2 separate regions of the Homo sapiens genome follow, and region 1 is linked to region 2. Evidence: chromatin loops called from intact Hi-C (ENCODE). Cell type or tissue: K562. All regions are shown on one strand. Links, peaks and the distances in the headings refer to the core of each region. The heading gives the core; the rest is flanking DNA.

Evidence for each region. Hi-C counts contacts between places; a loop is a spot of excess contacts. Peaks named below come from ENCODE experiments on the same cell type or tissue, not always from the same donor. Only the 100,000 strongest peaks of a DNase experiment are listed, where the experiment ranks them.
Region 1: it touches region 2 in a loop (3-fold over the local background); 13 of 110 quality-filtered maps call a loop at or near these places.

The regions. Positions count from the first base shown.
Region 1 is chr17:81,010,450-81,026,185 of GRCh38, forward strand. LOC124904077 (translation initiation factor IF-2-like) reads left to right here. Exons shown (of 1, transcript XM_047437254.1): 1 at 1-3,568. It overlaps LOC124904078 (a long non-coding RNA gene), which reads right to left and starts at 10,469. Exons shown (of 2, transcript XR_007065934.1): 1 at 7,997-10,469; 2 at 7,520-7,899. RefSeq lists an enhancer at 13,413-13,472. In K562, for the core only: no CTCF peak of the experiment used is centred there; DNase peaks (open chromatin) are centred at 7,912, 8,912, 9,262, 10,502 and 1 weaker place; H3K4me3 peaks cover 2,192 bases.
Region 2 is chr17:81,226,784-81,236,131 of GRCh38, forward strand. TEPSIN (TEPSIN adaptor related protein complex 4 accessory protein) reads right to left here. Exons shown (of 13, transcript NM_001363764.2): 5 at 7,198-7,265; 6 at 6,855-6,933; 7 at 6,649-6,720; 8 at 5,532-5,735; 9 at 5,064-5,238; 10 at 4,795-4,908; 11 at 4,615-4,693; 12 at 3,761-3,895; 13 at 1,494-2,693. The coding sequence ends at 2,145. TEPSIN-AS1 (TEPSIN antisense RNA 1) reads left to right here and starts at 1,924. Exons shown (of 4, transcript NR_135654.1): 1 at 1,924-2,594; 2 at 2,955-3,144; 3 at 3,219-3,457; 4 at 5,075-5,426. LOC124904081 (a long non-coding RNA gene) reads left to right here and starts at 6,675. Exons shown (of 2, transcript XR_007065940.1): 1 at 6,675-6,818; 2 at 7,156-8,500. In K562, for the core only: a CTCF peak has its summit at 3,896 (motif pointing left); DNase peaks (open chromatin) are centred at 3,878 and 8,419.

The DNA.
Region 1 (15,736 bases), core at 3,103-11,102, 210 kb before region 2:
TCCTGTACAGCTGTAGAACCATGAGCCAGTTAAACTTATTTTTCTTATAAATTATCCAGTCTTAGATATTTCTCTTTTTTTTTTTTTTTTTTGAAACAGTCTCGCTCTGTTGCCCGGGCTGGAGTGCAGTGGCCTGATCTCGGCTCACTGCAAGTTCCACCTCCTGGGTTCACGCCATTCTCCTGCCTCAGCCTCCCAACTAGCTGGGATTACAGGCACCTGCCACCACGCCCAGCGAATTTTTTGTATTTTTAGTAGAGACAGGGTTTCATTGTATTAGCCAAGATGGTCTCAATCTCCTGACCTCGTGATCCGCCTGCCTCAGCCTCCCAAAGTGCTGGGATTACAGGCGTGAGCCACCGTGCCTGGTTGCTTAGCTATTTATAGCAATTGCACGAATGGCCTAATACAGAAAATTGGTACCAAGGAGTAAAGCATTGCTATAGATACCTGAAAATGTGGAAGCAGCTTTGGACCTGGGTAATGGGCAGAGGTTGGAAGAGTGTGGAGGGCTCAGAAGGAGACAGGATGATGAGGAAGAAGAATTTGATGAGGAAGAATTTGGAGCTTCTTAGAAACTGGTTAAATGATTGTGACCAAAATGTTCATAGTGTTGTGGACAGTAGAGGCCAGGTTGACGAGGTATCAGCTGGAAATGAGGAACTGATTGGAAACTGGAACAAAGGTCATGTGTTCTTTGCTAAGGTTTTGGCAGAGAGCATGGCTGTATTCTGTTCATGCCTCGGGATCCATGGACATTTAAACTTGAGAGTCATGAGTTAGGGTATCTGGTGGAAGAAATCCCTAAGCAGCAAAATGTTCAAAAAGTGGCATGGCTGCTTCTAACAAACTGTACTTAGATGAGGGAGCAAAGGAATGACTTAAAGTTGGAACTTATATTTAAAAGAGAAGCAGAGTGTAAAAGTTTGGAAAATTGGCTGGGTGTGGTGGCTCACACTTGTAATCCCAGCACTTTGGGAGGCCAAAGCAGATAGATACCGTGACGCCAGGAGTTCAAGACCAGCCTGGCCAACATGGCAAAACCTCATCTCTACTGTTGGGAATAACGCTCAAAATCCTAAGGTGATCGAACACTCAAACAAAGGATTCTTTTTTGTTGTTCTGTTTTGTTTTTGTTTTCGAGATGGAGTCTTGCTCTGTCACCCAGGCTGGAGTGCAGTGGCACTATCTCGGCTCACTACAAGCTCCACCTCCTGGGTTCATACCTCAGCCTCCCAAGTAGATGGGACTACAGACACCCGCCACCATGCCTGGCTAATTTTTTGTATTTTCAGTAGAGACAGGGTTTCACCGTGTTAGCCAGGATGGTCTTGATCTCCTGACCTCATGATCCGCCCACCTCAGCCTCCCAAAGTGCTGGGATTACAGGCGTGAGCCACCGCGCCCAGCCTCAAACAAAGGATTCTTAGCAAAGCAATTTTACTTCTGCGTAGACAGGTGCTTCTCCTTGGCCAGTTGCCATGAGAGCACACCTGAACAAAGGGGCATGAGGGCCTTTATTTCTGATGCAAGTCCTGTCCCTGTACCCTTTCCCCATTGGCCAGGGTTGGGTTGCACAAACTGAACTAATCCCAGTTGGGTAGACATTTGAACTTTCTTTAGATATGGTGGGCATGTAAGGGAGAGAGGGAAAGAAGAAGGGGAAGGAGCGTTTGCAATGAGCTAGAGACTAGTCTCCTTTCCAAATAAGGAAAGGAATGTGAGCTGGTACTGATAAGCCTGGTCCTGTGGCGTGTCCAGGCATCTAACAAAGGCAGAAAAGAGAAAAAGGAAAAAGGGGTGGGGGAGGTACTATGAATTAAGGAAGAAAGGATTGATCAGGCTATTTGAAGAGAAACCTCATCATATCCCACATCTACTAAAACTACAAAAATGAGCCGGGTGTGGTGGAGGGCACCTGTAATCCCAGCTACTCGGGAGGCTGAGGCAGGAAAATCACTTGAACCTGGGAGGCGGAGGTTGCAGTGAACCAAGATCACACCACTGCACTCCAGTCTGGCGACAGAATGAGACTTTGTCCGCCACGCAAAAAAAAAAAAAAAGTTTGGAAAATGCGCAGCCTGGCCATGTGGCAGAGAAAGGAAAAGCTTTTTCAGGAGAGGAATTCAAGCAGAGTGTGGAGGAACCACTTCTTAGAGATATTTGCGTGTTTGAAAATGAGCCGAGAGGTGATGACCAAGCCAATGGAATGATGACCTTCATGACAGCCCCTCCCATCACAGGCCCTGAGGCCTAGGGGAACGAAATGGTTTTGTGGGCCAGGCCCAGGGCCCCACTTCCCTATACAGCCTCAGGGCAGTGCTCCCCATATGGCATCCCAGCAGCTCCAGCTCCAGCCTCAGCTCACAGGGGCCCAGGTACAGCTCAGGCTGCCACTTTGGAGGTTGCAAGCTGTAAGCCTTGACAGCTTTCACATGGCATTAAGCCTGTGGGTGCGCAGAATGCAAGAGTGAAGGCTTGGCAGCCTCTGTCTCGATTTCAGAGGATGTATGAGAAAGCCCAAGTTCCCAGGCAGATGCCTGCTGCGGGGGGCAGAGCCCCCACAGAGAACCTTTACTAGGGCAGTGCCAAGGAGCAATGTCCACAAATCCCCAAAATCCCATCTGACTAATTGAGAGAGTTGGAGCCCCCACACAGAGTCCCCGCTGGGGCACTGCCTAGTGGAGTTGCGAGAAGGGGCCACTGCCCTCCAGAATTCAGAACGGCAAAGTCATCAGCAGCTTGCACCCTGCGGTTTCACAAGCACTCAACAACCTGTGAGAGCAGCGTTAGGGATGGAACCTGCAAAGCCCCGAGGGCGGAGCTGCCCAAGGCCTTGGGAGCCCACCCCTGGCACCAGTGTGCCCTGGATGTGGAGCATGGAGTCAAAGGAGATTGTTTTGGAGCTTTCAGATTTAACACCTGCCCTGCTGGGTTTGGAACTTCCATGGGACCTGTAGTCCCTTTCATTTGGCTGATTTCTTCCTTTTGGAATGACAGTACTTACCCAGTGCCTATATTCCTATTGTGTCTTGGAAGTAAATTACTTGTATTTTGTTTTACAGTCTCATTGGTGGAAGGGACATGCCTTGTCTCGGGGGAGACTTTGGACTTTTGAGTTAACGCTGGAATCAGTTAAGATTTTGGGGGATTCTTGGGAAGGCATGATAGTATTTTGCAATGTAGGAAGGACGTGAGATTTGGGAGGGGTCCCGGGTGGAATGATATAGTTTGGATATTTGTCCTCACCCAAATCTCATGTTGAATTGTAATCTCCAGTGTTGGAGGTGGGGCCTGGTGGGAGGTGTTTGGGTCATGGGAGCTTGGGCCATCCCTTGGTGATAAGTGAGCTGTCTCTCTGAGTTCACACGAGATCTGGTCATTTACAAGTGTGTGGCACCTCCCCCATCCCCCCACTTGCTCCTGCCTTTGCCATGTGATGTCCCTCCTCCTGCTTTGCCTTTGACCATGATTGGAAGCCTCCTGGGGCCTCTCCAGAAGCAGATGCCGCTGTGCTTCCTGTACAGCCTGCTGAACCACGAACCAATAAGCCTTTCTTTATAAATGACCCCGTCTCAGGTATTTCTTTATAGCAGTGCAAGAATGACCTAATACAAAAAGACAATCAACAGGCCGGGAGTGATGGCTCATTCCTGTAATCCCAGCACTTTGGGAGGCTGAGGCAGGCAGATCACTTGAGGTCAGGAGTTCAAGACCAGCCTGGTCAACATGGTGAAACCCCATCTCTACTAAAAATACAAAAATTAGTCGGGCATGGTGGCGTGCACCTGTAATCCCAGCTACTCAGGAGGCTGAGGCAGGAGAATCACTTGAACCCAGGATGGGGAGGTTGCAGTGAGCCAAGATCACACCACTGCACTCTAGCCTGGGCAGCAGAGCCAGACTGCATCTCAGAACAAACAAGTAAAAGGATGGGGAAAATATATCACAGAAACCCTAATCAAAAGAAAGATGGAGTAGTTGTGTTAATATCAGGCAATGTATATTCAAAACAAATATCAACAGGGATAATGAGAGACATTACTCAATAATAAAAGAAGGCAAAACAATCCAAATTGTGTATTCACCTAACAATAGAATTTCAAAACACATGAAGCAAAAACTAACAGAAATGAAAGGTAAAACAATTTCTTACAGTTAGAGACTTTCACCCTCCTCTTTCAGTATTTTGTTGTTGTTTTTAGTCAGGGTCTTGCTCTGTCACCCACGCTGGAGTGCAGTGGCACAAACATGGCTCACTGAAGCTTCAACCTCCTGGGCTCAAGTGATCCTTCTGCCTCAGCCTCCCGAGCAGCTGGGACTATAGGTACATGCCACCACACCTAGCTAATTTTTTTTTTTTTTGAGACAGAGTCTCGCTCTGTCGCCCAGGCTGGAGTGCAGTGGCGTGATCTCGGCTCACTGCAAGCTCCACCTCCCGGGTTCACGCCATTCTCCTGCCTCAGCCTCCTGAGTAGCTGGGACTACAGGTGCCCGCCACCTCACCCGGCTAATTTTTGGTATTTTTAGTAGAGACATGGTTTCACCGTGTTAGCCAGGATGGTCTCGATCTCCTGACCTCGTGATCCGCCCGCCTCGGCCTCCCAAAGTGCTGGGATTACAGGCGTGGGCCACCGCACCCGGCCACTAATTTTTTTATTTTTGTAGAGACGGGCTCTTGTCATGTTACCCAGGCTGGTCTTGAACTCCTGGGTTCAAGTGAACCTCCTGCTTTGGCCTCCCAAAATGCTGCGATTACAGGCATAGTCTACTGTTCCTGGCCCCTCTTTCAGTAATTGAGAGAATAAATAGAAAATCATGAAGGATATAGGACACCTGAACACTGTTAACTGGTTTGACTCAGCTGACATTTATAGAACATTCCACCCAGCAACAGCAGAATACACATTCTATTCAAGTGCATATTGGACATTTACCAAGACATATCATGTTCTGGACCATGAAATAAACCTTAACTAATTTAAAGGAATTGAACTCACACAAAGCATGTTCTCTGACCATAATATCAATCCAAAAGCCAGTAACAAAGAGCTATCTGGAAAATCCACAAATATTAAATTAACCTGTGAGTTAAATAGAAAATCACAAGGGAATTTAGAGGCTGTTTCTAACTGAAAGAAAATGAAAACTAAACATATTAACATTTATGGATTCTTGCTAAAACAGTGTTTAGAGGAAAACTTAGAATATTAAATGCTTATGTTAAGGTAGAAGAAAAGTCTGAAATCAGTTAGCTAAACTTTCACCTTAATTAATTCAAAAAAGAAGAGCAGATCCAAAGCAAGCAGGAGAAAAGAAACAATAGTGAGTGGACATCAGCAGAAATGAAAACAGAACATCAGAGAAAAATCAGTGAAAGCAAAAACTGGTTATTTGAAAATATCAATAAATTTGAAAAGCTTCAAGCTAGAGTGATCAGGAAAAAAAGAGAAGATACAAATTACAACATTAGCAATGAAAGTGGGAACACCACCCCAGACCCTATAGACATGAAAAAGATATTAAGGAAATATTACAGCTGGGCACGGTGGCTCACGCCTGTGATCCTAGCACTTTGGGAGGTCGAGGCGGGTGGATCACAAGGTCAGGAGTTTGAGACCAGCCTGGCCAAAATAGTGAAATGCCATCTCTTCTAAAAATACAAAAAAAATAGCCGGGCATGGTGGCAGACACCTGTAATCCCACTTACTTGGGAGGCTGAGGCAGAAGAATCACTTGAACACAGGACGTGGAGATTGCAGTGAGCCACGATCACGCCATTGTACTCCAGCCCGGGTGACAGAGTGAGACTCCATCTCAAAAAAAAAAAAAAAAAGAAAGAAAGAAAAAAGTAAATATGAAATATTACAAACAGTTTTATGCTCATAAATTTGACAATTTAGATTTAATGGGAAAATTCCTTGAAAGACTCAAACTGCCAAAGTTCACTCAAGATTAAATAGGTAAACCAAATTGTCATATGTCTATTAAATGCTACCAAACATTTAAGGAAGACTTAATACCAATTCTACACAAACTCTTAAAGAAAATAGAAGAGGAGAGAACACTTTGCAATTCCTTTTATGAGTTCAACATTACCTTGACCCTAAGACCACATAAGGCCATTACAAGAAAAGCAAACAGACCAATATCCCATATGAACCTAGATGCAAAATCCTCAACTCATTATTAGCAAATAATCCAGCAATATATAAAAATGAGTCTTTATCCTGAAGTAATCTATTTATTCTGGGACAAACAAAATGAGGTTTATCCTGGAAATGCAAGGTTGGTTCAACCTTCAAACATCAGTATCATTCATCGTATCAACAGACTACAAAAAAAAGAATCTTATGATATCTCAATAGATGCAGGAAAAGAATTTGACAAAATTCAACATCCGTTTGTGATAAAAACTCTTAGCAAACTATGAATAAAAAACAACTTCCTTAACTTTTCAGAAGGCATCACAAAAACCCTACAGATAACATCACACTTAATGATAAAAGATTGGATGCTTTCCCCATAAGGAAGGAAACAAGGCAAGGGCGTCTGCTGTCACCACATCTATTCAGCATCATACTGGAGGCCCCGTTCAGTGTAATAAGCAAGAAAATAATAAAATGAACACATATTGGGAAGGAATAAATACACAACTGTCTCTATTTGTGGACAGCATGACTACATAGAAAATCTCAAAGGAGTCTACTAGAACAAATTAGAACATCACAGAATACTAGGTCAGTGTACAAAATGAAATGTGTATTTCTATTTGCTAGCAAGGAACAATTGGAAACTGAAATTAACATTTTATTTATTTTTATTGACTTACATTTTTAGAGACAGAGTCTTCCTCTGTTGCCCAGGCTGAGTGCAGCGGCATGATCACAGCTCACTGCAGCCTCAAACTCCTGGGTACACGTGATCCTTTGGCCTCAGCCTCCTAAGTACAGGTATGTGCCACAATGGCCAGCTAATATCTTTTTTTAGAAACAGGGTCTCACTATGCTGCCCAGGCTGGTCTTGAACTCCTGGGCTCAAGCGATCTTCCTGCCTTGGCCTGCCAAAGTGCTAGGATTATGGATGTGAACCACTGCACCCAGCCTATTTTATTTTTATTTTTTTAGAGATAGGGTCTTGCTCTGTTGCCCAGGCCGGAGTGCAGTCATGCAACCATAGCTCATGGTAACCTCAAACTCCTGGGCTCAAGTGATCCTCCTGCCCCGGCCTCCTGAGTAAGTGAGACTACAGGCATGCACCACCATGCTCAGTGCATGCCTTTTTTTTTTTTTTTTCTTTAAGGTGAGGTCTCCCCGTGTTTCCTAGGCTGATCTGGAACTCCTGGGCTCAAGTGACCCTCCCACTTTGGCCTCCTAAAGTGCTAGGATTATAGGCATGAGCCACTGTGCGTGGCCTGAAATTAACATTTTAAACATGGGGAAACAGACTTCTACTTCCAAGTAGGATGGAGTGCAGCAGATCAAGGCTCCCACTAAGAACTAGAAAGGCCAGGCAAAAATATAAAAATCATCTCTTTAATGGCATCAGAAAGCTACAGAAGCAACAAAGACTAAAGGGGTTAAGCCTCAAAAGAGGAGGGTTCCGTAGGATAAGCAGACCATCTGCAGCCCGCAGTTCCCAAGTGCTTGTTCGTGCTGGGATTAATGACACACGGGAGATTCGAAGGGCAGCTAATCTTGGCAAGAATGAAGACGCGAAAGCTGATCTCTTCTTCAAGACTGTGGCAGGACTGGAAGCTGCGTGAAAACGCTGGTTGAAGAGCTAATTTGAAACTTCCGGAAGGCAGAGCAGAATTGTTTACCTCGCTCAGGGCTAAGGAAGGGGAGGGCTCTAGTTGTCCACAGCAAACTGTCTGTTAATTTCCTGGAGGATTAGTTCCTAGAAACAAGCAACACAGAGATAGGCTCACCGAAAGGGCAGCTTGTCCTCAGCTCAGCTCAGTCCCTGATTGGAGCGAGGAGGTCACCCTCCTTACCGAGGAAATGGGGGACCCTCTCCGCCGGCTGGAACACAGCGTCATCCAGAGCAGGCTCTGCCCATCTTTTCCTTAGCCGGGTAGTAGAAGTGGCCTCTGCCTACTGAACCGTGCTGCTGTAGGGCACACGCAGCCACAGAGCATCTGTGAACAAATGGGCATGGGTGTGTTTCAATACGCTGCGTTCACAAAAGCAGGCGGCTGCCCCCCGCTGCAGTTTGCTGACCCCGGATCTGGAGTCTCCAGGCTTCAGCGCATGACATCCAGCATTCAGAGACCACAGGGCCAAAAATCAAGAGGAAAAATAGCCCGTGGAAACGGATGCACACAAAGCCAGAGAGTGGAAGTCGCAGCAGAGAACCCCTGAACTCTCTGTGAGTTTTTGTTTAGAGTTCGAACTCTGTGCGTTTTTGTTTAGATGGAGGAAGCAAGGGAGAAAGTAGATGAAAAGGTGGAGATTTTTCAGCTGAGAACTGGAATCCATATAACACAAAACTTTTTTTTTTTTTGAGACGGAGTTTCACTCTTGTTGCCCAGGCTGGAGTGCAATGGCGCAATCTTGGCTCACCGCAACCTCCGCCTCCCAGGTTCAATCGATTCTCCTGCCTCAGCCTCCCTAGTAGCTGGGATGACAGGCATGCGCCACCATGCCTGGCTAATTTTGTATTTTTAGTAGAGACGGGGTTTCTCCATGTTGGTCAGGCTGGTCTCGAATCCCCGACCTCAGGTGATCCGCCCGCCTCAGCCTCCCAAAGTGCTGGGATTACAGGTGTGAGGCACCGCTCCCGGCTTATAACACAAAACATTTAAGAATCTGCAAACCCCAAGTTTTCCTGCCATGGCAGGTCTGAGCACAAGGCAGCCGGGAGAGGTTTAATCCTGGGTGAGTCAGGCCGAGTTCCAGTTATCACACTGAGAATCACCCAGTAAATGAAGCTGCTGTGACCAAAGTGACCAAAGGCTGTTTAGTACCTGAAGGTCTTGGGAGGCCCTGGACCTCATGGAGAGAGAACCATAGAGCGTGGGGAGGTGGGGGCAGAGGCCCCCTGGGGCTGAGCCTGTTCTGAGCAGTTCACGGGGGTCTCCTTTTTTATCCTTCTCCTGTGTGCCTGCCTGGGGGGCTTACTGTCAGCTAGCGTGTGGGGGCAAAGGGCAGACAGGTCCACACAGGTGTTCAGCCTCTTGCACAGCCCTGGGGAAGCGGGGATCTTAGATTCTCACCCCACTCCGGGGAGGCGGGAGCTCTGTATCACATGGTCACTTCTGCCCAGCGGGGCCAGTGGCTGGAGCTCAGCGAGGGGACTTGGGTGCAGGCTGCTGTGGAGGGACTGAGGACCCAGGTCTTTATCCTTGGGGCAATGGATGTCAGCACAGGGCTGCCGCAGGGGACTTCAGTCAGATCTGTACTTGGAAAACCTCACTGAGTATGGAGACGGGTTTGGACAGGCCAAGGGCTTCTGGGGATCAGGTAAGGGGCCTTTTCCCAGGTCCGGGGTGGAGGGGTCCGGGGCCCGGAGGTGGGTAGACAGATTCAGGAGCTCAAAGTTGACAAGACATGGGGGCTAGGCTGGGGGTCAGGGGAGGAGAGTGAAGGAAGAGGAAACAGAAAGGGTAACACCAAGGTTCCCAGCTGTATGTGTGGGGATACGGAGGGACCATGGCCCGAGGCTGCGACCTGGCAGGGGGTCTGCTTGGCGACTGTCAGGTAGGCGGTTGGAGCCACAGATCTGGAGGTTAGCGAAGAGGTCTGGACAATACATATTAGTGGCTGGGCACGGTGGCTCACGCCTGAAATCCCAGCACTTTGGGAGGCCGAGGCAGAAGGATCGCTTGAGCCCAGGAATTCAAGACCAGTCTGGGCAACATAGCAAGACCCTATCTCTAGAAAAAAACTTTTAAAAAAATTAGTTGGGCATGGTGGTGCACGCCTGTAGTCTCAGCTACTCAGAAGGCTTAGGCGAGAGGATTGCTTGAGCCCCGGAGGTTGAGGCTGCAGTGAGACCAGATCACGCTTGGGTGACAGAACAAGCAAGACCCTGTCTCCAAAAAAAAAAAAAGAGAGAAATACGCATATGAGAGCCATCTGAGTCTACAGGGGAGAGTGCTAAGCTCCACCCTACCTGTGCCAGGGCCCACGGCTCCTGTTGAGAAATGGCCTTAGGAGGCCTGGGGCTTACTGAGAGGGGCAAGCTCGTCTAGGAGATCCAAAGTTTAAGGACATCACCTGAAAGCAGTGTGTGCTCGCGGGCACTCAGGCGCCCGTCTGCGGTGCAATCGTGGACAGGATAGCCTGGGCTCCACCGTGCTTGGTTAAAGGGGCCGAAGGAGGCCCCAGGAGGTCAGCTCAGGGGGTTCCAGCTTGCCCCTCCTGGGGGGGGTGGTCTTCGTTGAGGTTTGGTGGAGATGCTCCTGGAGGTGCACCTTTGCTCCACAGCTGAGGCTGGGCCTCACGTTGGGAGCAGCCGGCAGCATTGAGAGCTGCATTTGGGGGGCGGGGAGGCAGTAACAGCAGCCACACCCAGGGGCAGAGCCAGCTGCACCCCAGCCAGCACAGGGCCTGCGGTTGGACTAAAGGCTGGTCCTTGGGCCAGGCTGGCTCCGGTGTTTCCCTTCAGCTCTCAGGTTCTCTCCAGCCTTTCCGGAAACCTACTCATCTCCCAGTTTCCTGCCAAGAAACCCCATTACTACTGAAGTCTCAGACTCTCGACTGCCAGGCCTGGTGGGTGAAGCTGCCTCCAGCCGGGAAGAGGCCTTGGAGGCGCCGGGAGGGCCCAGCTTCCCCGTGCCCGGCCGCGTGGCCTTGGGAAAGCCCCTCAGTGCTCCGGGCCTCCGTGTCCCTTTCCACACCATGAGGCTCCTGGCATTTCTCCTGTGGCCTGTGGGGTGTCACTGGGGCAGGAGTGGGCCGGCTCCCTGGCTCCCGGCCACCACCCCTCAGCATGGTCTGCTTGGCAGCCAGGGACAGTCTGGGCTTCCACCCAAAGCGTCTGCAGGGAGCAGGTGGGGACGTCCATCCACTGTGCTGTGTCCAACCGCGTCTGTCGTGTTTCTCCACGGAGAGCACCGGGCAGTCGAGGGGGTGCAGGGACTGCGGGGCCTCCCTACAGACACAGTCTGGGTGCCTGGCAGCTCAGGGACCTCCTTTCACACCCTCTACCACCTGCAGATGCCCCCCACATGTGTCTGTCCTCGCTGCTTCTGAAACTCCCCTTGGGCCAAAAGGTGCCCCTGGGTTGGGTCCAGGGAGGCCCCATGTAGCTGAAGGAGCTGAGATTTGGGCCAAAAACCTGCAAGGGGAAGGCAGGTGTAGGGTGTGGACTCCACGGCGTCCTCCAGGCTCACTTCCCCGATGGAAACTGAATGGGAGAACTGACATTTCTGGGAGAATTCCGGCTCCTTTGAAAAAGGCGGCACGCAGAAGACGCTCAACACCATCGCCACCAGGAAATGCAAGTCAAAACCACCAGGAGGCTGGGCGCAGTGGCTCACGTCTGTATTCCCAGCACTTTGGGAGGCCGAGGTGGGTGGATCACCTGAGGTCAGGAGTTCAAGACCAGCCTAGCCAACATGGTGAAACTCCATCTCTACTAAAAATACAAAAATTAGCCGGGCATGGTGGTGGGCACCTATAATCCCAGCTACTCTGGAGGCTGAGGTATAAGAATCGCTTGAACCCAGGAGGCAGAGGTTGCAGTGAGCCAAGATCGCAGTACTGCACTCCAGCGTGGGCGACAGAGCGAGACTCTGTCTGAAAAACAAACAAACAAAACCACCAGGAGATCTGCCTCACACCTTCAGGATGGCTAGAATTAAAAAAACAAAAACAAAAAACAGAAAACCAGTGTGGTGAAGCTGTGAGGAACTGTACCCTGGCTGGCAGGGAGGTAAAATGCTGCAGCCGCTGTGGAAACCAGTTTGACAGTTTCCCAAAAAGCTAAACATGGAATTTCCATAAGAACCAGCAACTCCACTCCTAGGTACAGACCCAAGCAAGTATCCATCCACTGCCAAATTGAGAAACCAAATGTCAGACATCCCTCCCATGGGGAGCTATCCAGCCATCAACAGGCGGGAAGTTCTGATACAGGCCACAGCGTGGATGAACCCAAGGACATCATGCTCAGTGGAAGAAGCCACATACTGTGTGGTTCCAGTCCCACGAAATGTCCAATGGGCCAGTGCCCAAGGACAGATGCAGGGGAGGGACCACCAGGGCGGGGGAGCGGCCACCAGGGCAGGGAAGGGACCACCAGGGCGGGGGAGGGACCACCAGGGCGGGGGAGTGGCCACCAGGGCGGGGGAGGGGCCACCAGGGTGGGGGAGGGGCCACCAGGGCGGGGGAGGGGCCACCAGGGCGGGGGAGGGGCCACCAGGGCGGGGGAGTGGCCACCAGGGCGGGGGAGGGGCCACCAGGGCGGGGGAGGGGCCACCAGGGTGGGGGAGGGGCCACCAGGGCAGGGGAGGGGCCACCAGGGCGGGGGAGGGGCCACCAGGGTGGGGGAGGGGCCACCAGGGCGGGGGAGGGGCCACTAGGGCCAGGGAAGAGCCAGTGATTGCCAGTGGCTGGGGTTTCCTTTTGGGGTGATGAAAATGTTTTGGGGGCCGGGCACGGTGGCTCATGTCTGTAATCCCAGAACTTTGGGAAGCTGAGGCGGGTGGATCACCTGAGGTCAGGAGTTCGAGACCAGCCTGGCCAACGTCGCGAAACCCTGTCTCTGCTAAAAATACAAAAATTAGTGGGCGTGACGGCAGGCACCTGTAATCCCAGCTACTCGGGAGGCTGAGGCAGGAGAATCGCTTGAACCCAGGAGGTGGAGGTTGCAGGGAGCCAAGATCGCGCCACTGCACTCCAGCCTGGGCGACAGAGCAAGACTCCATCTCAAAAAATGTTTTGGAACAAGGTGGAGTTGCCACTGTACATCATGAATGTGCTGAATGGCACCACATTGGACTGAACAGAACACTTTAAAATGGGTAATTTTATGTTATGTGAATTTTACCTCAATTTAAGAAAAAGATGTCGTAGGGCCGTTTGAAACGCACATCAGAAGGAGCGAATTTCCTGCAGAGCTGAGCCTCCCAGGGCGGCCACACCTTCCCCACACGTTCCCTCGGCAGGTTCCAGGCGGAACACACCGCTCGTCTGCAGGCGCTTGGTGGTGGAGCTGTTTCACACGCGGGAGCTTCTCTTCCCCGCGCCAGCCCAGGAGGAGGGTGTCACTCCTCCCTTCCAAAGACCAGCGACAGGACAGGAGAAGCTTCTGTGACTTTGCCGGGATCAGAGAGAGTCCAGGATTCCAGCCTAGTCCTATCAACCCTGTATCTTGGTGCTCCACCTGCCAACCACCCAGATGCAGGGGCCAGCACAGGACGGCCACTATCCGAGTCTGTGACCTCTCCCTTGTCCCTGATGTCACACCCCACTTGCTGTGGCCTCTCTATGCTGGTCTCCACAATGCTCAGCCGTCTTCGTCCGGGACACTGCACCCCTTCCGCCGCGCAGCCCACCAGCTACCACTCCCAGGCTGTCCACCAGGTGGCAGTGAAGGTCACCGATGTCAAGTTCGTGGCTCACCCTCCCAGCCCTGCACCCACCCTGGCTGCAGCAGAGTGGTGGGGGCCCAAGGAGCCCTCCAACCTCGTCAGGCCAGGGGGCTGGGATGCCAGGGACCACTTCTCCTGCACAGCAAAGCTTATTATAAAATCCAAATGCGGCTGGGCGTGGTGGCTCACGCCTGTAATCCCAGCACTTTGGGAGGCCGAGTTGGGCAGATCGCCTGGGGTCAGGAGTTCAAGACCAGCCTGGCCAACATGGTGAAACGCCGCCTCTACTAAAAATACAAAAATTAGCTGTGTGTGGTGGCGGGCACCTGTAATCCCAGCTACTTGGGAGGCCGAGGCAGGGGAATCGCTTGAACCTGGGAGGCAAAGGTTGCAGTGAGCCAAGATCGTGCCACTGCATTCTAGCGTGGGCGACAGAGCAAGACTGTCTCTCAAAATAAATAAATAAATAAAAATATATAAAACCCAAATGCAGCCAACACCGTGGCTCATGCCTGTAATCCCAGCATGATGGGAGGCCAAGGAAGGCAGATCACTTAAGTCCAGGAGTTTGAGACCAGCCTGGGCAACATAGCGAGACCCCATCTCTACAAAAACACAAAACCTAGCCAGGCGTGGTGGCGCGCATCTGTAGTCCCAACTACTCAGGAGACTGAGGTGGGAAGATCCCTTGAACCCAAGAGTTCAAGGCTACAGTGATCCAAGATCTAACCACTGTCCTCTAGCCTGAGCGACAGAGAGAGAGCCTGTCTCAAAACAAACAACTCCGGCCGGGTGCAGTGGCTCATGCCTGTAATCCCAGCACTCTGGGAGGCCGAGGCGGGCGGATCACGAGGTCAGGAGATCAAGACCATCCTGGCTCACATGGTGAAACCCCGTCTCTACTAAAAATACAAAAAAATTAGCCAGGCATGGTGGCAGGCGCCTGTAGTCCCAGCTACTCAGGAGGCTGAGGCAGGAGAATCGCTTGAACCCGGGAGACAGAGTTTGCAGTGAGCCAAGATCGTGCCACTGCACTCCAGCCTGGGCGACAGAGCAAGACCCCGTCTCAAAACAAAACAAAACAAAAAACACAACAAAAAAACTCCAAATGCACCTGAGTCCCAAGTCCAGTCTCCCAGGCTTGACGCAACAAGGGCAGGGCCCCTTCCAGCCAAGCTAACCCAGCCTCTCCTCCAGCACCTCCAGCCTTTTGGAGACCCTGCCCTGCCCAAAACCACTTGGAAATCACCAACTCAACTTTCCTTGGAACGCACCAGGGCACTCCAATGACGCCGTGTCCTAGCTGGAGTGCCTCGGCTTTTGCAATCCTGTGCAGAATCAAGGTTTTCCCTTGAGCCAAAGAATGAAGAATTACGGCTGAATCCAACACCACTGGCTCCAGGGCCTCTGAAAGCCGAGTCCTGAGGCCGCACAAAGGACTCTGTTGGCTCCTGCAGCCGCAGAGAAAATCTCAAAATCTGAGTGAGAATTAGCGGCAGATTCCAGGGATCAGCAGCCAGCTCTTCACACCAGCCTCGTCTCTGGGCATTGGAGCCACGCCGGCAAAGGTCACGTGCAGCCAGTTGGACGAGGGGTAAAATGCCACCCGAATCTGTTTAGAGTAATTGTTTTCCCCCAGTGGATGGAATATTCTTTTCATCTGGGCAGCTAGGAAACAGCTAAAGTTTTCCATGAACCTCTACAAAGATTTCTGTGTCTTCCAACTTTGTGAGAAGAAAAAGAACTTGCTGGGGGAAATGATATTCTCGAGCTTAACACTCAAATCATGTTTTCTCGAAATCATGTTACTTTCTGGCCAAGTATGCCGGCGAAGCCACTGAGACACGCTCCGCACATCTTTAGAACATAAAGGCCCTGGCAGTAGCTTGCGGCGCTCTTTGGAAAACTGCTTGGCTCTCACTGGAAACACAGCCACGCCTCCTCTGGGCCCCGGTAGCTCTGGCGTTAAGTCGGCTGGAGACTGGCTTGGCCACGGCCGCCATCTCTAGCCAGCCCTGGGGCAACTGCCCCCGGCTGCGTCCCACCCTGCCCGCCTCCTAGCCCCTAGCCAGAGGCAGCTGTGTGGCTCCGTGGCTGGGCTGGGGCGCTGCGGCTCTGCGCACGATAAGCCAGGGAGCTCCTTCCTTAGCACTACTGGCTCCAGGAGCACCTATTTAGGTAAACTCCATTCCTGCA
Region 2 (9,348 bases), core at 591-8,590:
AGTGAGCTGTGATTGCACCACTGCACTAGGTGACAGAGCTAGAGTGCAGTGGCACAATCATGGCTCACTGCAGCCTTGACCTCTGGAGTTCAAGCAATCCTCCCGCCTCAGCCACCTGGGTAGCTGCGACCATGCCTGGCTAATTTAAATTTTTTTTTTTTTTTTTTTTGTAGAAACGGGGTCTTGCTATGTTGCCTAGGCTTGAAATCTTTAAACAATATAACAGAAATCATATAAAATATGTTCTCTGACTATATCAGAATTAAATCATAACACAATATGCTTTAAAATAACCCATTGGACAAAACGGAAGTCTCAAGATAAATTTGAAAATATTTTGAGCTGAATAACAATTTAAATGTACCAAAATTCATAGGATGCAGCCAAAGCAGTGTTCACAGGAATGTTTATAGCATTACAAGGCTCACATTAGAAAATAAAGGACATGATAAATAATCTAAGCTTCCACCTTAAGAAACTGAAAAAGGCTGGGCGCTGTGGCTCATGTTTGTAATCCCAGTGCTTTGGGAGGCCGAGGAGGGTGGATCACAAGGTCAGGAGATCGAGACCATCCTGGCTAACATGGTGAAACCCAATCTCTACCAAAATACAAAACATTAGCCGGGCATGGTGGCATGAGCCTGTAATCAATCCCAGCTACTCGGGAGGCTGAGGCAGGGGAATCGCTTGAACCCGGGAGGCAGAGGTTGCACTGAGCCCAGATTGCGCCACTGCACTCCAGCCTGGGTGACAGAGTGAGACTCTGTCTCAAAAAAAAAAAAAAAAAAAAAAAAAGAAACTGAAAAAATAAAAATAAGCCCAAAGCAGAAGAAAGGAAATAATAAAGAACAGAAATTAGTGAACTAGGAAACTGAAAAACAGAAATTAGTGAAGTACAAAAAAAAAACACCAAAGTTTGTTCTTTGAAGTAACTAATAACATTAATAAACTGTCTGACCAAGAAAAAGGGAAAACAAGTGACCAATATTAGGCATGAAAGGAAGAGTGTGATAGTGTGACTACAGCCCCACAGGCATGACAGGAAGAGTGATAGTGTGACTACAGCCCCACAGGCATGACAGGAAGAGTGATAGTGTGACTACAGCCCCACAGGCATGACAGGAAGAGTGTGATAGTGTGACTACAGCCCCACAGGCATGAACGGAAGAATAAAGGACTACTACAAAAAACGGAATCACAAATTCAGCAACTGATATAAAATGGACCAATCCCCTGAAGACACAAACTGCTGAAATTAGAAATAGATAACCCAAATAGTCTATTATTTATTGAAGAAACTGAATTTCATAGTTTAAAACCTTGCCATTAAGAAGGTGAACTGCAAGGACAGTGCCAGTGGGAAGTTCTACCAAACGTTTCAGGAACACCGCCTGTCCCTCCTTTGAGGAAAGCAGTCCTCTGTGTGTGCCCCTTATTGATGGTATTTTCATTAAAATGCACATACACAAAAAAAGAAAAATAAGCGGCCCAGGTTCATGTAAACAGTAGTGTTTATTCAGAAAGCATAAACCCCAGCGCTCTTGGAAGGTTTTTCTGAGATGGACCAGAGGCTCCAATCAGAGGCTTCGTGTGTAGGAAGCAATTACAGCCTAAAGGAGCAGGTGAGAGCCAGGGAAGGATCACGTAGGGATCTGAGACTTGAAATGGCCTCAGGCCAGACAGCACAAGGCAGCCCGGACAAGACACCCTCAACCCACATGCACCAAACCCAGCCTCAGCACCTAGCCCACCCCGATGGGACGGGGGAGCAGTGGCTTGTTGCTGCTCATGACCTCCTGGGGAAGGAGGGAGCTGAGATCAAAATGAAATAAGGAACCTGGTAGTCGCTTCCGCATTCATACAAGAAACCTCATGTCTGAGAGCAAGACAGGCAGGGACTGCCCCCTGAGAGCCCTGAGATCGACATTTCTGAAGCCCTGCCACCTGCCATCCCTCGTAGGGATTCAAGTCCAAATAGCCAGAGCCTCTGGCAGAGGAGATGGGGGAAACTGAGGTAGCCCTAGGGTCGTCCTCTCAAGTCAAGCTGCCTGGAGACTGTAGCAGCTACGGTTGAGGCTGCTCAGGAAGCACAGACCGCCCCAGACAGCAGCTGAAGCTGAAGACTCCAGGGCCAGGCCATCGGGTCAGGCGTTCAGGAACGCGAAAGCTGACGGCTCTGAGCCAGGAGGCTCTTTGGCTGCTGTCCTCTGGGACGATGTTTGGGGGGCGCGGGGAGCATCAGGACAGGACTCTCCCGCAGCAGCCCCAGCCCCCACCAGGCGGGGACAGGCCACCAGCTCCATGCCAGCAAACAAGGAGTCGCGGCTCCACGCACAGCTGCTGGGGCCTCTCTTTGGGCTGTCCGTGCCCCCTGGGATCCGTTCAGGTCTCCACCGCCTGCTTTCTGCCAGTCTGGCCTCGGCCTCGCTGGGGTCTCCGGGGGCTGGAATGGGGGAGGCATCTGGGGGTGGGGTGGGCACAGGGCTGGACGGCATCCCAGATGAGGGAGCAGGGCTCCGGGACGAGACCGGGGTTGAACTCAGAGGCTGCAGGAAGACCTGGCTCCCAGGGAGAGGCACAGCGTCGGTCAGCAGGTCAGATGGGCCTGGGAGGGCGGCTGTGGGGCCAGGCTCAGCTGAGGTGCCCCGGGCAGGGGACAGCTGCCCACAGGAGGCCTCAAAGTGCCTCAGGATCTGAAAGAGGAAGGAGGAACCAGGGAGGTTCCTATGCAACCCTGGGAAATGTGGGGACCAGGGCCCGCTTCTCCCTAGGACCTCCTCAGTCCCTCCACCCAGAGGGCAGGGCCACCTCTGGGCAGGACACCGGCTGCTGGGAGGGGCTGGGGCAGTGCACCCAGTTGTCATCCCACCGAGAGCAGCTGCTGGGCTGGTGCTGGCGACACGGGGCAGGTGTCACATACACACCTCGAATCTTGCTCCTTTACTCACTACTAGACAAATGGACACCCTCCCCGTCATAACCCGCCAGGCACTGCCGGAGGGAGTGAACACGTGGCCTGGCACATCTGGGCATTTCCAACTGTTGGACGCAGGGTTCTTCCAGCATGCCCGTTTTAGAAACCCCACTATGAGGTTCGCCTGCGGTGGTGCGAACCCCAGGCTCACTCGTCGCTCTGACTGAAAGGTGAGCTAGCAGATGGCCAATGACAGTTAAGGATGACTTGGGGATGGGTGACTGAGGACCTGTGTTTCCAGCAGCCAGGGAGAAAACAGGAAGAAAGAAGCTGGGAATGCCCACAGGCAGAGGGAAGGTGCCAGGGCCTGGCGGCCGGGAGAGGCCTCCCCGTGTGATTCCAGTGGCCGCCAGGCAGTTCAGAGTGTTCAAGTGCACAGAGATGAATGGAACCATTTCTGCCCTCCGGAGCTTGGGAGTTGAGCATGAGCTGTGTCATGGGTGGCAAACTGCATGTGCAGTCAGGGAGGGCTTCCTGGAAGAGGTAAGTGTGAGGCCAAGACACAAGGGCAGGAACATTAAGGCAGCGGAGTCTGGGGGCTTCCAGGAATAGGTAGAGGCCAGTGTACTGTGAGTGCTGCAGAGTTTGGGTGGAAGGCGGGAAGGCAATGGGGAGGTGAGGACCCTGACTTGCTGCTGCTCCCTCTGCCAGCGGGACAGGGACTTGAGAGGGGGTCCGGGAAGGGCTGACCAGGCGCCGGGCAGGGACGGGGTGGCCGTGGACTGCAGCGTATCTCCCACTGTACCCTTGGACCCCGGTGTGCGTGTGGCCTCCGCAGCTGCCCACCTTGGTGGCCTTGTTGGTCACAGGTCCCGGGCTGCCCATGCTGAGCTCCTGCAGCCACGGCCGGGTGCGGAGGAGGATGTGCTCCTGGGGGAGGAGGTCGCTGCTCCCCAGGGAGGCGATGGCACACAGCGCCCTCTGCGGGTGAAGGGAGGGGACATCAGCACCCATGGGGCAGCAGGTCCACGCCAGGGAGGCCTATTTGGCCATCTCTCTCCCTCTTCTTCCTCCTCATCAATGACTGGAGTGCCAGGAGGCCCCAGAGACAGCTCCACCACAGCCCTGTCCTCACCGCCTTACACCCCGGATCCCAGACACCACAGCCCTGTCCTCACCACCTTACACCCCCGCTCCCAGACACCAGAGCCCTGTCTTCACCGCCTTACACCCCAGCTCCCGGACACCAGAGCCATGTCCTCCCCGGCTCCTGGACAGACCCCAGCGAGAAGCACGTGACCTGCTGCCCCGATTGCCTTACCTTCATTCCTCCGCACGCCCCCCGACACACGCACACACGTGTCCACACTTTCATGTGCATGCACACACACACAGGCACATACATACACAACCACACACATGCAGTCATGTACACACACACACAGATGTGTGCATACCACACACGTGCACAAGTGTGTACACACCGCACACATGCACGAGTGTGTACACACACAGGCATACATACACAGGCATACACACCCACACGCACACACACAGGCATGTGCGCACGCACAGCCACACAGAGGAATGTTCACACACAGGTGTGCACACAGGCACACGTGCACACACACGCACACGCACACACACGCACACAGGCACATGCACACAGTCACGCCCTCCCGCCCGCGTGTGCAGCTCACCAGCTGCGTGCATTCACTGGTCCCACGCAGGTGGCAGGTCAGCAGCTGCAGCACGGCCTCACAGTTGAGCAGTCCACACCTGCACAGAGGGGACACCTGGGTGGCGGGTGCGGCCCGTTCCCTCCTCCCTCGCCCACGGTTGGGGCTGAGGCAGAGCAGGGCGGGTCCGGGCGCACTCACGCTTTGATGAAGTGCTGTGCCTCCTCGCGGCTCAGGAAGGCGCGTGGTCCCCGAGTCACAGTCCTCACCAAGCTCAACTCCTGCTGACAGTCACTCAGGGCCACCACCTCGACCCTGCCAGGGGGAATGGCCGGGTCAAGGGTGAGTGGAGGCCATGCCCCCACTCCTGTCTCGCATGGGGGAGAACCTGGAGAGCAGGAGCCGCGCTGGGAGGGGGACAGTGTGGTGCCTCCGAGACCTCTCCCACATATCTGGCAGCTCCCGCTCACCTTTCTGCCAGGTCACCCGGCTCCCGGCTGGCCCCTGAATGGCTGTCGCTGCCGGAATGACTGCCCGAGTCCGAGACCCTGCTCAGGTCGCTGTTCTGGGAGGAATTCTGAGAGCTGGGGCCGCTGTCCAGCTCATCCCAGCCCCCTCCGGCCTGCCCAGGCTGATGCCTCACAGCTGGAGGAAACAGGACAGCCGGTGAGATCCCTGGGGCTTCAGGCCAGCCCCATGCCCACCTCCCGGGGCCCTGGACCAGGAGGCCTCGGGGGCTGAGTCCTGAGCTGAGGATGGGTGGCCACCTTGGCTCCAGCTTCAGCAAACACCAGCCCCATGGGCATGTGCTTCCGCCGCGGGTCCCACCCCTCCTGCTGTGTGGGAGGCCCTGGGATTTGCCTCCGTGGCCGCAAAGCCCCAGCGGTGACAGGAAGGAGTGACCCAGACCCCAAGGGGAGGAGCCCTCGCCTCGATACCTCGGGGACCTGGAATGGCCCCGGGGAGTAGGTTCCCCAGGGTTGGGGGACCGTGGCTGGCTGAAGGCATCATGGCAGGCTGGTAGGTGTCACCCCGCGGCAGGAGCCTCCGGGTACTGGGACTCTCGGGCCCGGGGCGCATGGCGCTGGCCACCACCTCTGCGGCCTTCTGGATGGTGGAGAGGAAGGCTTCGCCTGCCGAGCCTGTACCCGAGGAGAGGGAGATGGGACGGCCGCCCAGTGCGGCCCCCACCCGCGTTCTCTGGGAGCAGGGTGCCCGCATCGGCTCCCTGCTCAAGCTTGGAGAGGTCGGGGTACATGCTGCAGGTAGGGAGGCCTCCTGGTGGGCCCCAGGCCCTCTGGAAGCTCCCAGTGGACTCCGCTTTGGCATTCCCACTCCCAGTGGGCCTGGACACCAAAGCTCACTGCAGAGTTATGCCTCCGTCCCTCTGTCCTCTGGGGGTGAAGGTGTCCTAAGGGGCTTGGGCTTGGCCTTGGCTCAGGGAGGGTGTGTCCAGGGCTCGGGGAGGGGCCGGCCTTTCCTGTGTGAGTTCCCTGTAGAAGCTGCCCCGACACCAAAGTGTCGGCAGGAGCCCCAGGCTGTGCGCAGGACGGCGTGACACAGCCTAACGGTGAGCAGCTACACACCGCCCAGGGCCCGGCAGCAGGGCACAGCTGGGCTGGGGGCTGGGTCCCAGCCGCAGGCAGTGGTGCCACCTGTGGCTCTCCTGGCGCTGGTGAGCAGTTGTCCACTGGTACTGCCCCACCTCATAACAGCTCCACACGGGACTGCCTGAGTCACCTGCACCACAGCCAGGGGCACAGCCCTCGGCCCCTCTCAGAGTGGGACTCACCCCTGCCACGGGGCCCAGCCCTGACTTCTTGCTCGGCCTGGTTTCTCTCATCTGTCCATAAAGCAGCCCTGGCCACACCTGCCCCACCCCCACGTCAGCAGCCAGAGAGAGACAGTGGGGACAGCCCCAGGAAGGGTTGAGGCCATGTAGGGGAGGGGACGGGGGACAGCAGCTACTAGATGGGGCGGCATGGTCCGGCCCCCACCACCTCCTCATCCCCACACCCTGAGATGCCAGAGCCCATGCAGGCCCTCCCCACTCACCCGTGCGGCCGTGTTCCTTGCTGTAGCCGAAACCCTGGAGGGTGCTGTGCGGCCTGGCCTGGGAGCCCATGCCTGCAGAGGGTCCTCCGTTAGCAGCAAGCCGGCCCCCACCCTCGGCCCTGCCCACGGATGGCACAGACACCCAGGACACTCAAGGAGGCAGAAACCAGGTGCCAGAGCTGGACACGGTCCCCTCAGTCACCTACCTGTGGCAGGCGGGGTCCCCAGAGGCTGGGAGGGAGCCAGCGGCAACACGGTGTCCGAGAACAGGGTGCTCCCCAAGTCCTACAGGGGGAGGCGAAGGCCCTCAGTGTCCTCACACCAGGGCCTGCTGTACTCACCCTGCCACCCATATCAGCTCCGTTCTGTCCCCCGGACACTTCTCCTGAGCCACTCAGCTGGACACAGGCTCTGTGTCCACCAGCAAGGAGCAGAGGCAGGGGTCCCGGATGGGAGAACTGCAAACCCCCCAGCTGACATCCTGGCCCCAATCCCACCCCTCTACAGGAGGAGGGGCACCCCGCAGAGCGACACTGCTCCTGGGCTCACCTGCGCGGCCGCGCGAACCTTCTGGTACAAGCTGTTCCCGTGCAGAGGATCTGGGGGCCCTGCAAAAGCTGCAGAACAGAAAAGGCAAGTCGGGGGCAGGGCTGAGCCTGGCACCGCTGCTCCCTGTGGAGCACGGTGCCCTGGGCCCACTCCAGGGTGGCAAGTTCCTGCCACCAAGGCCCTTCTGTCACAGCCAATGGGATGCCCTCCTCCAGGACCCTGCAGAGGCCACACCTGAGCAGACCCTCAGCTCCCCCTCACCCATGCCCCACAGAGGCGAGACTCTCTCCACAGCAACCACCTCGTCTCCCCCAGGGTCGGCAACCCCTGGTGCCTGAGCGGGTGTGGCCTCCCCGAAGCCCACTCTCCCTGCCCCAGGTGCACCAGGGACCCCTCAGAGGCTTCCGGGGCCTGGAGGGAGAAACCAGCGTTCTTATCACAGCCTGAAAGCTCCACCTAGCCCCACCCAACCCCAGTCTCAGCCGCCTCGAGCTCCCCTGCTCTGAGAGTTCCTGTCATGATGAACTGGGGCTTCTTTCCTTAAATCTTCCGGCCCCAGGGCCCCCCAAGCCTACACCTGGGGCCGCGGCATCCTTTCAGGGCTCAGGCTGAGAGCTGTGCCTCTGAGAACCCCTCGAGAGCCTCTGTCACAGGCGAATCCACTCACGCCCCTCGGCCGTCTACCTCCACCCTGGCAGGCTGGTCCCGTGATTCGGAGACGATGCTCCTGGCTGTCCCTGGGCCCAGGGCTGGCGGCCACAAGCTGAGTCAATGGCTGGATGAACTGACACCCTGAGGCTGCCATCTTCCCTGCAGGAGCCCAGGGCACCCACCTGCCACCCCACGCTGCCCCTGCTCTGTGACAGAGCAGGAGCATCACCATCTTGGACAAGCCCCTCATTCTAAAGTTCACCTTAACCAAAAACTGCCTAAATCCATAGGGCATCAGCCTAATGGCTAAGGTCAGCACGACCATGAACCACAAATAACATCTCCAACCAGAAACATTCCAAACTCCTCCCCAACCAGAGACATGCTAGCCCCAAGATAACCCTTCTCCAGCCGGGAAGATGCCAGCTTCGAGAAAACCCACCTCCAGGCTGAAAAGATGCCTGCCCCAAGATAACCTTCCCTCCTTCCAACCCTGCCATAAACTTCTCCACACACATAAACATTCCGAGCTTCTGATAAGCCCTCTCATCCTAAAACCAACATTCAGTCTGTAAGATAAAGTGCTCCTGACCGCAATCGGCTGGGGGTGCCTCTCAGGTTTTAACTAAAGAAAATCTGTCTGTAACTGCCAGCTGCGTTTTCTTTCCTCTTTCTGACGCTCTGCGCGCGTGGGGCAGGCCATCCTCACTGCACACCCACCACCTGGAGCAGGGCGCCCCGTCTCTCACGTGTGGCATCTGGCACCCACTTTCCTCACAGGGCCTGTCCTGACACCTCCCACAGCCTGTGTGTCACCCAGGGCCAGTGTCCAGGCACGGCAGGCAACAGCCATCATCCATAGCTGCCTCTGCACAGGAGAGACTCTGGTGCCGACAAGAACCCAGGGTCTGAAGAAGAGCCTTTCCCATCCTCAGGTCCTGCTGTGCCCCATCCCCCTACCTGCTGCAGCCCCCACCCCAGGGCGTGTCCCCGAGACCACTGAGGCCACGACGTACATGCACCAACCACAGCCACGGGAGTGGCCTGGAGCCCGGGGCCCTCTGGCCCGCTGAATGGTGAGGATAAATGGCTGGTGCTGCCTTGGCCCCAAAGCTGTGAGGAGCTCTGTGAGGATGGCGAGAGCACCCCCGCACTGCCGTCCCCTCAGGGGCATCTACTGCCTAAGTCATGTGTCACAACTGTCTATGGCGGCCCAGGGCACTGGCCCCTGCGGAACACCTAGAGCTGCATGCCCACTTGCCATAAAGTGGGACAACACTGGTTTCGACACCGGTTTTGGGGTGAGCCCAGTGGATGGTACACCCTGAGGTCTCCACAAGCAAGCAGTGGCACGAGACAGACTCAGTCTCCCTCCCCAGAATTCCCCACTCAGGGGCTGGGGTGGGGTCCAGACATGGTGCGCCCAGTGACCACCTGGAGCCAGGCCTCCCTCCACCCCATGGAAGATCTCAGGCCAAGCCCCCACAAGTCCTCATTAGG